2 separate regions of the Homo sapiens genome follow, and region 2 is linked to region 1. Evidence: chromatin loops called from intact Hi-C (ENCODE). Cell type or tissue: PC-3. All regions are shown on one strand. Each heading gives the region's core, and the rest is flanking DNA. Links, peaks and the distances in the headings are about the cores only.

The links. Hi-C counts contacts between places; a loop is a spot of excess contacts. Peaks named below come from ENCODE experiments on the same cell type or tissue, not always from the same donor. Only the 100,000 strongest peaks of a DNase experiment are listed, where the experiment ranks them.
Region 2: it touches region 1 in a loop (6-fold over the local background); 3 of 110 quality-filtered maps call a loop at or near these places.

The regions. Positions count from the first base shown.
Region 1 is chr14:79,275,492-79,283,831 of GRCh38, forward strand. The region is part of intron 15 of NRXN3 (neurexin 3); the gene reads left to right. Among named protein-coding and RNA genes, the nearest start is that of NRXN3-AS1, 200 kb to the left of the region's middle. In PC-3, for the core only: no CTCF peak of the experiment used is centred there; a DNase peak (open chromatin) is centred at 3,830; H3K4me3 peaks cover 4,138 bases; H3K27ac peaks cover 502 bases.
Region 2 is chr14:79,409,702-79,418,041 of GRCh38, forward strand. The region is part of intron 15 of NRXN3 (neurexin 3); the gene reads left to right. Among named protein-coding and RNA genes, the nearest start is that of NRXN3-AS3, 220 kb to the right of the region's middle. In PC-3, for the core only: no CTCF peak of the experiment used is centred there; no DNase peak of the experiment used is centred there; H3K27ac peaks cover 2,801 bases.

The DNA of each region.
Region 1 (8,340 bases), core at 245-8,244:
GGAGAGGCCTGTGCAGAGATAAAATGTACAGTACTGTAGAAAACAAGCAGATGGACAGAGCAACTTTGCATTAGATTCCTGATGCCTGACACATTTAAATACAATCACAAGGCTTATTTCAGAAGCCAAAGAATCTCCAGACTATCACATAGCCGAGGCACAGACCAAAACAAGATAAAGGGTCTGATGGGTAAAGATGCTCACACCTTACCCTGGGACATTCTCTTGCAGGGTGAGGATGGGGGGGGGGACATTTAAAAAGCAAGAGGAGAAGGTTTATAATACCAGTTCTAAAGCCTGAAGTAATATAGGGGTTTTTTAAAATTGTATTCCATTTAGAAATTTCAGGATCCAAAGAGTATGGTTAGGATTCCGTGGGGGGTTTATTCAAGTGGAGCTAAGCGTGGTTGTTCCTGTGAAATTATTTATATTTTTCAACTTGAAATCTGGGTGAGCATAGTGTTTCTAAATCTATTTCTCTTCTTTTCTATCTTAAAAGTGGACTCTCATTTTCATCCTGTAGCTATACACTTGATTCCCAAGTGTTATCACTCAAGGGACCCACTAGAAAAGCCAACTCAAGAGGAAGAGGAGAGCTTTTGATGGTAGGACAAGGGATGACAAATCCTTCAGCTGGAACTCTAGCTACAGGCAGTATTTAGAAAGTATCACTGGAGCTAAAAATCTTTAAAAATGTATTTAATGTGTTAGACTAATATAGGCTCTAAAAGACCTAAAAAGAACAGGATCCAGAAAAGAAGTCGAAATAGGAATGTGTTAACTAGAGGGAGGGGCAGGAGGGATAAGAAACACATGAAAAAATTAACAGTGGGGTAAATTGGAGAGGGACATTCATTTTATTAGGATAATTGGGGGTTGTCTCTTTGTAGTGGAAGAAGTAAAATAGACCTGTCTTACATTTGTCCTCTGAAGAGTCTTCTCAGTATTTAACTGTGTTCCCAAATGGAATCAGCCTTACCAAAATTCACGGTGACTTCTTTTGACATTTTGCAAAAAGTAAATAAATAAATTATAAGTATGACAAGTGAAATGAATAGTTCCAGCTGTGATGCACCAGCAGCATTTCCAGATTTTGTACTGCATTAAGGATTTATTTTCTCTTTATTGCCTAGCAGAGAATTAATTGGAAGGTCCATCTAAGCTTCCCACACATCCTCAGAATGAAGTCAAAGCAGTCTCCAATGCTCAATGCCAATTAAAAAAAAAAAAAAAAAAGAAAAACAGTAAGTGGGTAGGTGGTCAGTTTATCAACTCTGGAAAAGCTTGTCTTTGAGGATTCACACTGCTAAAGCCAGACAAACGCATCAGCAAAATTAATGGCATAAGGAAAATGTGAGTATGAGATTGGCAATTGATTCACTGAGTTCGTTCATTCAGCCAGTATTTACTGAGCCCGTATGATGTGCTACCTATTTTTTCACACACACAGAAAACAGGAGAAAATGAAGACTCAGCCCTCAGAGAGCTTATAACCATTTTAAGGAGATAAACTATGAACAAGTATACAGATAAAATAATTTCAGACACTGGAGAGTGCTGTCAAGGAAATAAAACAAGGTAATGGGAGGGGATGCCTTCCAGGGGTGGTGGTCAACTTTAAATGAGGACCAGAGAGGGTCTCTGAGGAGGTGACATTTGAAATGCACCCATCACATGAAAATCTTGGGGAAAAGCCTTCCAGACAGAAGGGGCCAACAATGCTATAAAGGCCTTGGGATGAGAAAAAACTTCCCACGATCAAAGCAGAAAGACCTGGGGAACTAGAGAGTAGGGAGGAATGGGGCATCTGGCAGGAGATGGAGCTGAAGCATTAGAGTTAAGCAGAGTCATCTAGGCCGCCTTAAGGCCAAAAGTGCAGTGGAAATCCACCTGGGGACTAAATCAAGGAGTGGTTGAATTGAGTGGAAATTATCATGGATATTTAGGATATTAAGAATTTTTTCTGGCTTTTCTAGCAATAATAGCATAAGACCCTAACCATGTACTTAACCTGTTCTTCACCTTTTTAGAGCTTCAGCTTATTTTTCTAGTGGACAAAGAATATTGCCACTGTTTGTCAGGTGCTCTACCAGATACTGTATATTTTCTCATTTTAAACCCCCAACAACCTCGAGAGGGAGGCATATTCCTCATTTTACAGAGGAGGAAACTGAGGTTTCAATGGAATGTCCATAAACCACCCCTTCCCCTTGCTGTGGTGTCCCTGAGAGCATGCTGCTGGTTTAAGACACTGCGTGGGGGCACACCCAAAAGTATGCAAGACCTTGTCAGAGGGCCATTTCCTGGGGGGCTGTGGATCCTGGACCACCCTTACAAATGAGAGCCAGGGCAGTTAGGGTGACTGTGTGCATCATTTACTACGGGCAGCTTGAAGCTTTTGGAGGACACCAATTTCAGAACCAGAATACCAGTTCACTGCCATAAATTCTGAAATGGACTTGATGTATGACCTTGAAGGCAAATCACCTGTAGGTTTGGTCTTTTTGTTAGAGAGACATAATGCTGTTTCCTCAACACCTCCTTGGGGTGTCTCAAGGATGAATAGGGCTGTCTTAATCCCTGTTCTTTATCCTCAGGGGGTTTGAAATGAGAGTGGAGTATATAATAGGTGCTATAAGCTCCTTTTAAAAAAGCCTCCTAAATACAACATATATATGTTTTAACCAGCAAGTATTGTTCACTCACCTCCCCTTCCTCCCTGCAAATGTAATGGGCTTTTTACCCAAGGTGAATGGTAGGAGGGAGTCAAAGCTAGCAAGACCTGTGTGGACAACAACCTGGCCTGAGAGGGCAGCCTGTTGGGTTTGTCCTTCCTGCGCATGAGACATACTGGAGGGGTGGATGCCGCCTAGTCCACAGTGTTACCGTGTCCTGGCAGAGCCTTGGGTCAGTCCCCTCCTGGAGTCACAGATGGCCACGACAGAGGACAGGTGCTGCCATTCTGGCTCTCCCCTGCGTGTTCAGTCGTGAGGTAAACACCGTGCTGTCTTTGATGCCCAGCGCCCAGGGGACTTCACCCACCTGGGGCAGCCCTTCTGCAGCCAGTTCCGGACAGGCGCCAGTCACTTCTCTTTGAGCCAGCCGACTTGGCCCTCTCCCCTTCTGAAGTTTTTTGATCAGGACTACAGGCGCGGACGATAACCTCTGGATTTTGAATCCCAACAGTGTCCTATCCACCACCGGGGGTGGCAGCCACCTTCTGGAAGGACTGCCAATCACGGAGCCCTTCACCCTTTGGAGTCCCCAGGCCACCGCTCCACCTTCACTTTTGGGAGTCCGGACTCAGATTCCCATCATTCGCCCTGCGGGAGGGGCCCTGGGCATTTTAACCCCGGGAGACACACGCGCCTGGAGAGTGGTCGCCCAAGCCACCGCCAGGCAGGGAGGAGCGCGCGTGCGGCACCACCGCGTGCAGCAGCTCCAGCGCTCGCGCTGCCTCAAGGGGTTTATTTTTATTTCTATTTGGAGCTACTTCGGCCTTAGCCGCCGCCCTTACTTTTCCTCCGAAATTGTGAGAAGGTGCCTTCATGGCTGGAGTTTGGTTTCACGCGCCTGGGAGAAGAGCAGGGCACGGGTGATAAAGAAGGCGCAGTGTCGGTCTGTCGGTGTCACACACGCGCGCACACACGGCGGGGCGGGAGCCGCGCGAGCGAGAGGAGGGCGGGCGGCGTGTGCTGGAGGCTCGCGCGGGTGTATACGAGCCTGTGCTTGAATGGGAAGGGCCGGGATTCCGGGTCGCTCTGGCCCCTCCTTCCTCCGGAGCCAGCCAGTCCCTCGGCAGAGCGCTGGGGCTGCACTGATTTGCTCTCGGGAGTGCGCTATTTGCATATGACTTGCCCATTTGTGAATTTGGCTCCCCAACTCCTCGCTTCACTTCACCTGTGCCTCCCTGGTCCGCGCACTTCGCAGGCGCCCGCCCGCCTCTCGGCCACCTCTGCAGCCTGCCAGGCACCTCCTCTTGCGCTCTCGCTGATTTCGCCCACCCACCTCCCTCCACCCCGTGCCACGTTGGTTTGGGTGGCTGCTCCGCACCGGGTTCCTCCTCCTCTCCTCTTTCCCTCCAGTCCTTCTTATTCTCTTCCTCTGGCTGCGGTGGCTGCTGCTGCTGCTGGTTTTCATCCAGTTGGGAAACCCAGGAAGCCGGCGGCTGCTCCGTGGCGCTAGTCCAGCACGCCCAGGGTTAAAAGCCTCGCGCCCTTCCGCGGAGACTCCCAGGAACACCCGAAGAACTCTTCCACCTGCAGCCCCCTTTTGCCTGGCAGTTCTGCATTGCATCTCATGGAAGTGGAAACAGGAAAATAAAAATGTTCAAACTCCTTGGATGTTGGGATAAACTCACCTGAACCCACTTGGGTTCGGGCTGCCTCCTTCTCTTCCTTCATTGCCACCTTTCCTCTGTGTGGCTCCCGGGAGTGTGCGGTTAAGTCATCAGACTCGAAGTGCCTAGAGATCCGGAGGAAGCCGCGCCGGTCTTCCCCTGACATGCGTGGCATGCCGGGGCTCCGTAGGAGGTTTGCTATACCTGGGAGGACCCTGGCATTCTAAATTTCAGCTCCGGGAAAGAGAAGGGGCTTTTTGCCTTTTATCTTTTTTTTTTCTTTCTTTAAGTAGTAATTTTTTAACTGATTCATTGTTTGGAAAGCGCATATTGCTTCCCTCTTCCCCGAATTCTGGCAACTCTTCCTCCTGCTATGATGGGCCCTTGGGCATCATGAACTTCATTACTCCTCACTGGCTGGAATTCAAACTGCCCATCTGTAGTGGTCCCGTGCGTTGACCATGCACCTGAGAATCCACGCGAGACGGAGCCCTCCTCGCCGGCCGGCCTGGACGCTTGGGATCTGGTTCCTGTTCTGGGGATGTATCGTCAGCTCTGTATGGAGTTCTTCTAATGTAGCTTCCTCCTCCTCCACCTCTTCCTCGCCGGGGTCTCACTCTCAGCACGAGCACCATTTCCATGGCAGCAAGCATCACTCAGTGCCTATTTCTATCTATCGTTCCCCTGTTTCCCTTCGAGGAGGACACGGTAGGTCTCTCTGCTCTTTATCCTTTTAATGGGGCATAGCAATTCGCTAACCCACTAGCCTTGCAGGTAGTGTCAAAGGTGGGAAGGGAATTTAAAAAAAATGAATTTAAAATGATGAAAAGCATCGTATGTCCATGAGGGAAGCAAATTTCTACTTTCTCATAAAGGTTAGTGTTTTCTGCCCCTAGCCTCCGACAACCATCTCCACTTTTCTCTAAAGGGTTCTTTTCCCCTTAGCTCCCTCATTCATAGCTGCACAGACACCACACTCTCTCTTTTGCAACCTTCTACTCTCTCCACCCCCACGGAGACAGGCAACTTATCAGGTGAGTCCCAGTGCTGTACTTGGAGAAATATTCATTCACCTTGCTTTCACCCTTCTTTGCTGTGGTCTTGCTTGGGAGCTAGTGGGGGTGGGGTGGGAATAGCTGACAACAGGAATCAGGTTTTCAGCCTGAAGTTGATTGAACTGTTATAAAGTAGCCTGTGTGGTAATGGTCAGGGAAAAGTAGCCGAACATAAGAAGGCAGAAAATATAATTAACAACCTGTGGCCATTTGTGTTGAATTTGGCAGCTTTATGTTTGTCCACATATCTAGTGGAAAAAGCAGCTATCTCTAAAACTACACATCTACTATTGCTATCAGAAAGGAAGCAATATGTAAGATAAGGCTAAGTTCATTTATAATTTACCCAAGTGTAAATGACAGTAACTTGGATTCCCCGTGTATGCAAATGTTATTTCATCTTTAGGTAGCAGAGATGGGCTTGTTCACACAATACAGGTACGATGGGTTTTACTCCAAACAACCCTCCTTACATGGCTATTGAGGGAAGAGATCTATGGCTCTGAAAATGATACTCAGCTGTTAGCCGGCTGCCTCTAAAAGGGCGATGTCTGCAGCTAAGGTAGGAGCTTGCTGTGGTAAACTGTTCTAAAGAAAGGAGCTTCTTAATTTGTTTACTATGCACTCCACTCTGATGGTAAGGAGAGTAGGACACACAGAAATGGAGACTGGTCTTGCTTGGGAGCTAGTGGGGGTGGGGTGGGAATAGCTGACAACAGGAATCAGGTTTTCAGCCTGAAGTTGATTGAACTGTTATAAAGTAGCCTGTGTGGTAATGGTCAGGGAAAAGTAGCCAAATATAAGAAGGCAGAAAATATAATTAACAACCCGTGGCCATTTGTGTTGGTTTTGGCAGCTTTATGTTTGCAGGAACAGCCCTCCAGGGAACATGAGCGTGAACCATACTAGGGGGTTCCTGCCCTTGTATTTTGAAGACTGATAACATCCAGACCCTATTTGGAAAGTTGATTCTTCCTGCTGCCTCCTAGCCCTGAGCTTTGGCTTTATGCTGTCTGTAGTGTAAGTGGAAGCACATTGAGAAAATGCCAGCACATACTCTGGCTCTTTTTGACTCTGTCTTTAAATTTTATTTGATGGAGTTGTCAAGCAGCTCACAGCTTGTAAGGTTGGTGGAGGGGGATGGTGAAAAGAAGGGATTGCTTGATCTTGATCTGGTGGCTCTTTTCTCTGTGACTCCTGCTGGGTCTGGTGTTGGCTCCCTTAAAAAAGAAAGAAGCAAACAAACCTAGGAGAAAAAAGAGCCACAACCACCAAAAAAGCAATTTCATTGACATGGAAACTTAGCTCCTAAGGGGGAGAGGGACTGGGGGGAGCGGGTAAGACAGGAAAAAAAGAGGGAGTGGGAGATAGGGGAAGCCAGAGAGACTGTTACTAATAGCCATAATTAAACACGGAAATGCTCAGAGATTAGCTAAATTTTGCTAATTACTGTAAATGATCAGCAGGGAGAGGAAGATTATGCATTACAGGTTATGGGTGGCAGGGTCTTGATATCTTTTGTTCGGGTTGTAAACAGTTACAGCAGATACTAGTAAGTGATGGAATTTGCAGAGCAGTACTTCCCTAGGGTCCCTAAGTCAGAGTCAGTCTCTCTCTCTCTCTCTCTCTCATAAAGGGGTTGAGCCTTGCACAGGTTAAACATGACCCTTTATTTAGTTTATTTCTTCAACGATTGGTTGCTCAGTCTCCTTTAAATCTTTTTGACTGGTCCCCAGTCTAGTTTCTCATTAACCTACATCTGATAAGGTTCAGTGTGATGGAAAATAAGAAGAAAGTAAGTAAATGGCTAGAGACCCCAGAAAAGGCCCTCAGACTCACCAGAGCTGTAGAGTACAGTGAACTCCATCCAGGGTCTGGCATGGCTGAGATAAGAAAACTCATGAATTCAGCTCTTCAGAATCCTCTTTCAATCCTGAAGTCCCAACTCATTGATTTGGGGCTTGGAGAGTGAATGCATCTGTATTAAGTAGACTCCTTGCATATTTAATTGGTGTTTTTGAGCATAAAATCAAGAGAAGCAGCAATCAACAAAATATCCCTACCTCTGGCTTCCATCCTGCACCCAAGCTGTGACCCTTTGCGTCTCTAACTAAAAGGACCAGAAGACCCCACAGAGCTTTGCTAATGCACTTCTCATTCTTACTTGGTGTACACTTGCTTTTTCCTAGTCCAAGACAAAGACCTAGCTAACAGCAATTGTTTTAAAAAATATTTTTGGATGGAGGTGGTAGGAGGCATGGCACCAAGAGACTGATGGTTGTTATTGATGATTTACTGCCAATCTTATTCCAGAGTTAAAGGCAGCACTCTCTGTTGTCTGTGAAAAAGTAAATGCCCTTGATTTTGGTATGAAAGAAAACTAGAGCCTTGAGTCCAAGAATCTTCTTTGGACTTAAGAGATTGTTGTTTTTTTAACTACACTTGCTCTTCCCTTGCCCATTTCCTGAGAAGCCAAAGTCCTCAAAGCTGCTGTTCATCAGTTGGTGCTCCCACCCCCTTTCTCTACTATCCAGACCTATAGAGAGATTCATGCTAAGACAGATGGAAGAAACAGAAATCCTCCAAATAGCTGATATTTTACCTACACTTTTGCCTGTGCTTGGTTCCAAGCTTTAGAAAATTGGTTATATTATAGATTTGCTTAAAGCCTTTATCCCAGGACAGCCTAGAGGATGCTGGGATTCTTTGTAAATTAGGGAGACTAAGGCCACACTTACCTGGGGTGCCCCCAAAAAATCTCACATTAGGATTGTGTTTCAGGATAGGATTAACCTTCTTCTTAATGGGAATCTAGTAGGCTCTTCCCCATTCTGTTAGAGTCCTCACCCCACTTTCATGCTCTCTTCTGTTCACCAGTCAGTCAATACTCTTTGAGCACATACTCTGTGCCAGGCTGTGGGCTACTGCTGAAGATACAGAACCGAA
Region 2 (8,340 bases), core at 40-8,039, 130 kb after region 1:
ATGACAATATTAATTCTGTGAGCTGAGACATATTCATGCCAATTCTCCATACCTTCTCCCCCATTGCCCATTCTCCAGCCCTTTGTTGTTCACTGGTCCTAACTCTGCTTTCTTACTACAATGGCCCACTTACTGCATCCTTAGTTTTTGACATTTTGAAATCACAAGGTTCTCATATTAAGCATGGACATTTTCTTTACTTTTTTATTAATTACAACCACAGAACTTCTCTCGTCCCACTCCTTCTTGTTTTGTCTTTGGGTAAAAGGAATAAATTATATATTTATCATAAATTTTAACTCTACAAAATGGCCATATTTATACTTTCTTCAGATTTCTCTCAGTTCTAGTTAAGGTTTTTTTTTGGCTTCCATTTGCCCCTTATTTGATTATTATACTCCAAGTGGCTGAAGAAAAAATACATTCAATATAATCTGTCTGTAATTTTCATGTCTTCCTCATTACCGTAAAATATAATGCTTATTTGAGACACACACACACGCACACACACACGTGCATACTCTTGGCCTAGATCAACCACACAGATTCATTTATTTTACCTTCTCATTAATTAGACCCTCAAGCCTCTTAATGTTGTTTTAACACTAATTTGTTGAGTTCTTTCTGGCACCAAACTACCCCAAACTCCATGAAGAACTGAATCATCAATGTATTATTTATAGGGGCTTCTTTCGTGTGTTCGTTTAAAATGTAGTTATCTAATTAATTTATTAATTTATATTGTCAATAACTATTCCCAGAAGGTTTTTTTTTTTTCAGATCTACTAGAGAACTTAAAGCTTTTTCTTTTCCAGGAATGGCCAAAATATCCAGAAGGACAATATCAAGTAATAATTAAAGTTATAAGCTCTTGGTTTGAATTCTTGCTCCACTAGTTATGTGACCTTGAGCAAATTACTTAACTTCTCTGTGCCTTACTTTTGCCATTTGTGAAGTGGAAACTAAATAGCCTTTATGTCCCAGTAACAATGCAAAGTTTATTCATTGCCGATTAGAAGGGGCACACTGTTCAAGATGCTCATTAATTCATTCACTCATTTTATGTAATGACTCATTTATCAATCCTTTGTTGAGTCTCAACCACTGTCCTAGGTAATGCTGATACAATCTTATGTTTTGAAGCTCGCCACAAAATTTGATCACCACTAGAGCCAAGATTTAACACATTATTTCATTTAATAGCTATTTTGAGTCTTCAGGGTACAATTTACAGTTTTGGGGGGGAAGATGTAGGGAAATATGACTCGTCAGACTCAATTAAGTGCATTTACTCAGGGCTACCCATCTATTAAGTGGCATGGTTCTCTAACCCCATAGTTCATTCTCTTTTTCTGTGCACCACTAGTAGGTTTTGCATAAGGTAATTTTGTCCAAGTGGTTACTGTGTGGGTCCTGTTCACAATCTTGATCATGATTGTATTCCAACTTCTATGTCAGAGTTTGCAAGCATGTGGCTTATAAACTCAAGATGGCTGGTACAATGTTGTTCAATATTTAATGGAGGGGTATTACCAAGATCTAGTTTTCTAGGTTTTCTTGAGAAATTAGAAAATCTGGCAACACTAAGTTTGTAATAATACCAGGGACAACTAGCCAAACTGCCCTATTTTGTTGAATCATGTGCTGTCTAAGTCCTCACAGTCCTTGCCACCCCCAACCCTGCAATCATCCTACATGTAGTGTTTCTATTTATCATTGTATTTTTGCTTTTATATCTCTTACATCTTGTCACATTGTATAGCCTGTCTAGCATTTGAATTTTTGACTCCTGTTTTAAGCTAGAGATATGCTTGTCACTGAACACGACTTGAATAAGGAAATGAGTAATAATTATGACTCTACATGCCCTTTATAGTACACAAAGAACTTTTTAAACAACCATGTTATACTGCTACTTTGATTTTACAGTAGTTTGCTCCAAATGAGTCAAATGGTATGTAGTAGAGTCATAATTAGAATCCAGAACAATTGGTGTAAGTCTAGTGCTTTTCTCATTTATCTGTCATTCATTCATTTATTGACATATTTATTCAACAAGTAAACAATTATAAGTAAATGTCAAATATATTCTAGACCGTATAGTGGATGCTAGAGATATAGATGTGACTAAGATACAGTCCCAGGCTTTAAGAAGCTCATAGTCTATTTAGGAATGACAGATAAACGGATTTTTCTGAGTGCATTGTGATGTGAACTGAGAAATACACAGGGTATGTACAAGGTGCCATGTTAACATCAAATGGCATGTGATTGATTTTATCTGTGACTCAGACATACCTCTGCCACTGTAGGGAGTAGTATAATTGACATGGGATCCTGGCCAGTCTCCTTATGGTGATGGTGGTTAATCTACATGTCCCTGAGTATCATGGTCTTTACAGAAGCAGGAGAGTGAAATGTAAAAAGTGCTGGAATGGAAATCAGGGCACCAAGTATATATGGTCCTGGCTCTGACATTTGCTTGCTCCTTGACGTTAGAAAAATCGTTGAATTTATGTGTGCCTAAATATCTTCACCAAAAAATAAGGAGGCATAAGAGGGGAGATACCAGATCTTACAAAATAAGTAGGTTTTATTTACAAATACTTATGGATTAGTGGGGGCCCTTTCACTAGGCTACAAAGAATTTGAGGCTCTATCTATGCTTAGTTTTAAAGAATGCTATGGTCAAAGAAGCTATGTTTGTCATAGGCACTAGAGGAAGGGATAGAAAGATTCTGAGATCTAGGGGCAAAAGGGATTTTGAGAGTGCAAGTGAATTAAAAAGCTAGGATCAGCTGGCTCAGTGGCTCACGCCTGTAATCCCAGCACTTTGGGAGGCTGAGGTGGGTGGATCATTTGAGTTCAGGAGTTTGAGACCAGCCTGGCCAACATGATGAAACCCCATCTACTAAAAAAAAAATACAAAAAAGTAGCCAGGGGTGGTGACCTGTAATCCCAATCCCAGCTACTAGGGAGGCTAAGGCAATAGAATCGCTTGAACCCAGGTGGCGGAGGTTGTAATGAGCCGAGATCACACCACTGCACTCCAGCCTGGGTGACAGAGCAAGACTCTGTCTCAAAAAAAAAAAAAAAAAAAAAAAAAGGCTGAGATCAAGTTTCTGCTGCAAGGACATTTTCATTAGTTAAAATAAGAAGGGGCTAATACCAATAAAATGCATAGCAAGTTGACTATTCAAACCAAAAGGCCTCCAGTTGAAGTTGTGTTTTAATTTAAGCACTAGTAGGGCCCAGCAAATCAAATATTGAAAGATGCTAAAATTAGTCTGATTACTTTGTGAGTCATCAAATTGATTTGACTGTCCTTGCCCTTCATATAATGTCCCAATAGACACTTAACCTGACTCTACTTCCTTGAATTTGGCAAAGTAAGCACGATCATTGGAGTTACTGCTTTTGGGATTATTTATTTATCACATCACCTCTGCCATCATTACTTCCCACTCGTCTTTGTTTGGCTTACTTTCTACTGTGCTTCTCTCTATCAAATCTTTGCACCTCCTTAGGAAGATCTGGAAGTCACCTCTCTGTAAATCTGAGAAGTTATTTTCATTGTTGTTGGATGATAATGCTTAAGCCAGTGTTGGAGGCTGCACAAGTAAATTACATGGTTTTAGAAGCACCTCCTCCTTCCATCTGTGCTGTTTGGTTGTATTCTTTATTGGATCTGGGATGATATGACTTCTTTGCCTGGGGCTGTTGCTGCCATTACGCAGTTTTGGATTCACTGTTGCTTCATACCAATGTTGGTGCTGTAAATGTACATGATAAGAGTTCCACAGTGAGATGGACTACAAGACTTCTGGACCCAGAGCCCCCTAAAACTAGATCCAAGACCAGATTATGCACTGCTACTGAGGTTGGCCTGCTATGGTACAGACTGCTCCTCCTTCCCCAAGGATACAGGCACTTTTACATAGAGGGTACAACAGATCTTGACCTGCAGGTGTTCAAAAATCGACTCATAACTTCCCTCCTCTTATATCTATCTTATCAGTAAACAAATATTAATAAGTCATAGGAATGAAACATGCGACTCTTTTTGGTTTTGTTGGAGTGATCATGCCAGAACTGGGACTTTCTAATCTTGAATTCAAATCATGAGAGTTAAGCCTGTCATGAACTGTGAGTGCAAGCTGACCCAGGAACCATGTGGTTCTCAAAAAAAAAAAAAAAAAAAAAAGCTTATGGCTCTTTTTGTGCCACAATGGCAGAATTGAGTCATTGCTACAGGCAGTGCATGGCCTGCAAAACCTGTGATATTATTCTCTGCTCTGATATTAACATAGCTGGAATGTGCCCCAAATGTATTTCAATCAAGAGCTTTCATGTATTTTTTGAAATAACCTGGATAAGAAAATCCAGATTTTAGACTCACCATTCTGCGGGGGAGTGGGGGCGGCAGGGGGTCATTGATCCTGTTTGTTTTCTCTCTTGCATGCTGTCCTTGGAGATCAGAGGATTGATGTTTGAGTAAGAAATGCAGAATAGGACCATATGTTAGGCAGGGTTATAGACAGTAAAGCAGGTCAGCATCCTATAACTTGATGACTCAATCATCCTAACATTATGCCATCTGGGCGCTGATACTGTTCAGCTCTCCCTTTTCTTATGAAAAGTTTGACTCAGGTCAAATAGGGTGTCTTTTTTTGTTTCCTTAGAATTTTGTTTTCTCTTCCTTTTAGGGATTAGTTCTTTTAGTCCCACCTTTGAGATAAATTTTATAATTTCAAATTTTGAATTCTGATCTAAACCCTCAACTGTTCTTTCTCCCACAGTAAAGAAGTTAAAGCAATCGTAGCAAAAAATGTAGAGAGTATTTCTTTCCCCATCCCCAACTTTACTGAGATATAATTGACGAATAATATCATATGTATTCAGGGAGTACAACATAATGTTTGATGTATATATACATTGTAAAATGATTACCACAATCAAGCTAATTAACATATCCATCACCTCACATAGCTACCGTGTGTGTGTGTTTGTGTGTGTTAAGAATATTTCAGGTTCACTCTTAGCACATTTTAAGTATACAATACATTATCATTAACTGTAGTCTCCATACTCTATATTAGGTCTCCAGAATGTATTCATCTTATAACCTAAGTTTGTACTATTTGACCCACACCTCCCCATTTCCCCTATTTCCTGACCCCTGGTAACCACACTTCTACTCTCTGTTTCTATACATTCAACTTTTTTAGATTCAATATATAAGTGAGATCATGCAGTATTTGTATTTCTGTTTCTAGATTATTTTACTCTGCATAATGTCCTCTAGGTTTATCCATGTTTTTGCAAATATCAGAATACCCTTCTTTGTCACAGGATGAATAATATTTCTATATATATGTGTGTTTATACATGCATACATATCTCTCTCACACATTTTCTTTGTCCATTCATCTGCACGGACACTCAGGTTGATATAATGTCTTGGCTTTTGTGAATAATGCTGCAATGAATGTAAGAGTGCAGATATCTATTCAAGGTACTGATTTCACATTTTTTGGATACATAATTGGTCCTCCATATCCATGGATTTTACATTTATGAATTCAACCAACTGTGGATCAAAAATATTTGAAAAAAATGTGTCTGTACTAAACATGTACAGTTTTTTTCTTGTCATTATTCCCTAAACGATACAGTGTAACAACTATTTACTTAGCATTTACATTGTATTAGGAACTTAAGTATCTTAAAGATGATTTAAAGTATATGGAAAGATATGCTTAGGTTTTATGCAAATCTGATGTCATTTCATGGGAGGGTCTTGAACATCTGAAGATTTTTGTGTCTGTGGGAGGTCCTGAAACCAACCCCTGTGGATACTGAAGGATAACTGTTACTCAAAAGAGGGATTGCTGGATCATATAAAGTTATTTTCTTAATGCATTCATGTATGCACTAGTGTGTGTATGCCTCTATACACCCATGCCTGTCACTCTATGACCTGTTGTCATATCTGTACATTCATGTAACAATCGCCATGTTTAAGAAATGTAGCATTGAGCCTATGTCTTAACTGATGTATCCTGTTTCAATCTATCTTGAAGTGGCCAATCACCCTATCCCCAAAGATACTGCTACTCAAAGCATGGTCCCTGAACCATCTAGGAACTTATTACAAATGCAGAACCAGAGAACTCATGCCTGATATACTGAATTGGAATCTGCATTTAACAGATTTCTTGGTGACTCATATACATGTTAAAGGTTGTGAACACTGTTCTAAGAAATGTCTTCACTTCTTATTCCTTTGGCTTGCAGTGATTAATTGGGTAGAGGAGGCAGCATATCAGAATCATTATGAAGCTTAAAATAAAGTGTGCCTGGGTTTTAGACCCAAGATTAAATCTGAAGCGAAACCAAATGTCTGTATTTTTTAATGATTCCAAAGGCAATCCTGATGTACCCAACACAGGGCAAGGGTATATATTGCAAGGAGTCACAGAATCTTTTTATTCTTTTCTTTTAAACCTCCTGGCAACCTTCTCTTTTGCTGCCTGGTCAACAAAGATTATCTAATGTGGTTGATCAGCTTTTCACTGTCCCGTTCATTCTTATGACAATTTGCCCTAACTATGCACAAACTGAGAACTCTTTTTAAGGGTAAATAAATGTTCTCATTCATCCTCACAATTGATTTAAAATATTGTAACATTTTCTAAATATGTACAAACAGAAAGCTATCTCATAGTTCTTGTATGACCAGAAAGTTATTGAAATTTTACAAATCAAATGCAAACAATACCATGTAAATGAAGAACATTAACGTGGCAGATGACATTTTCCTGAGAATAAAGCTCTACTTGCAACATAAATACAACACAATTGCTATATTTTAGGTTCTTTAGAATTTGGCACATTTTACTGCTGTATGCCTTGTGATTTCTCAGTTCTGTTATTATTTGTCTCTGTTTGAACCCATGCAAAACCTTCATCCACACAGCTTAGACTGTCATTCAGCCCTCTCTTTCTGCAAATAAATCTAATATATGTCTATAGTCAGCCCACTTTTCTTCTATGCAGATTTCATTAATGAAAGTAGTAATTCTTGTCAGTGTGATTGCAAGCACAAACTCAAAGATAACATTACATGGCAGTCCTTGGTTGGCAATTGAATGGTCAGTATTCAGTTGAAAGGTCATCAACCAGAAATATGGTTAGCCATTTTTTAGAAGAAAACAAATTAGAAAAAAGTATGGATAACAACTTTGGACACCAAAGAATATTTCTATAATATTTCCTGCTCAGTCTGTAGTGGAAGGCAGTAGAGAATAGAACTTACAAACATAGCCTTGGAGTGAGAAAGATCTGGAAACTATTTATGATAGTTCTACTTACTAGATGCATCTCTTGGAACAAGATTCTTCGCTTCTCTGTAACTTGGTTTCCTCGTGTGTATGATGGAGATGATTATTATCTATTTCATAGGCCAGGAATAGGTATGATATGCAAGAAGCACCTGTGGCCCTATCTTAGCACATCATAAGGACTAAGTTATCAGGAGCTATTTTAACTATTATAATGATGTTATCATTGTTGCATCTTTATTATAAATGTGAACATTAAGTTTTTATTAATTAAACCTGCCACATATTTCTTCCATTTGCTTCATTGTACTCTTAAGATGTTTATTCATTTTTCTCACTTCTTGCTTTAAGAACCTGGTTATTACAGAGGTGAAAAATCCCATCAAAATGCTAGAGAATTTGGCACAATTATTGCTTATATTTCTCCTATTGCTGCTTTTACTGCTGTAGCTGCCTCCTGAACTGCTGCTGCTGCTACCATGGCTTCTAGATGCTTCTTTGACAATTTATTTATTTTCCAGTGGAACCCATCTGTGAAGAAGCCCTTCATAGCAGTAATATCCTGGGGCTGGGCACTACTACAATAATGATGCTTTCGTTAATCACCCCATGTAATTTTAGTTTTTGCTGATAAATACTACAATAAATCGATTGAAACTGATGAAAATAGCTCAAAATTTAGAGACATACAGTATTTCATTTTACCATCAGCGTATTTCTATGTTTATGCAATAGGGATTGAAAAAGTTCAATCCCCATGCTCAAAAACACATACTTCCAGCTCTCTGAGATGATATGCCAGACAGGGCTTTTGATTAGAAGCCTTATTTTTTTGCCTAGTTCTAGCTTCTGTATGAGTGGAGACTTTATTAACAAAGGTAGGTTTGGAGCACTCAACAGAAGCGTAGAGAATATATGGAAAAAAAAAAAGAAGAAGAAAAAAGATAAAAGGGAACCAAACAAAACAGGTTTACAACTGTTTTACTAATAAGAGGGA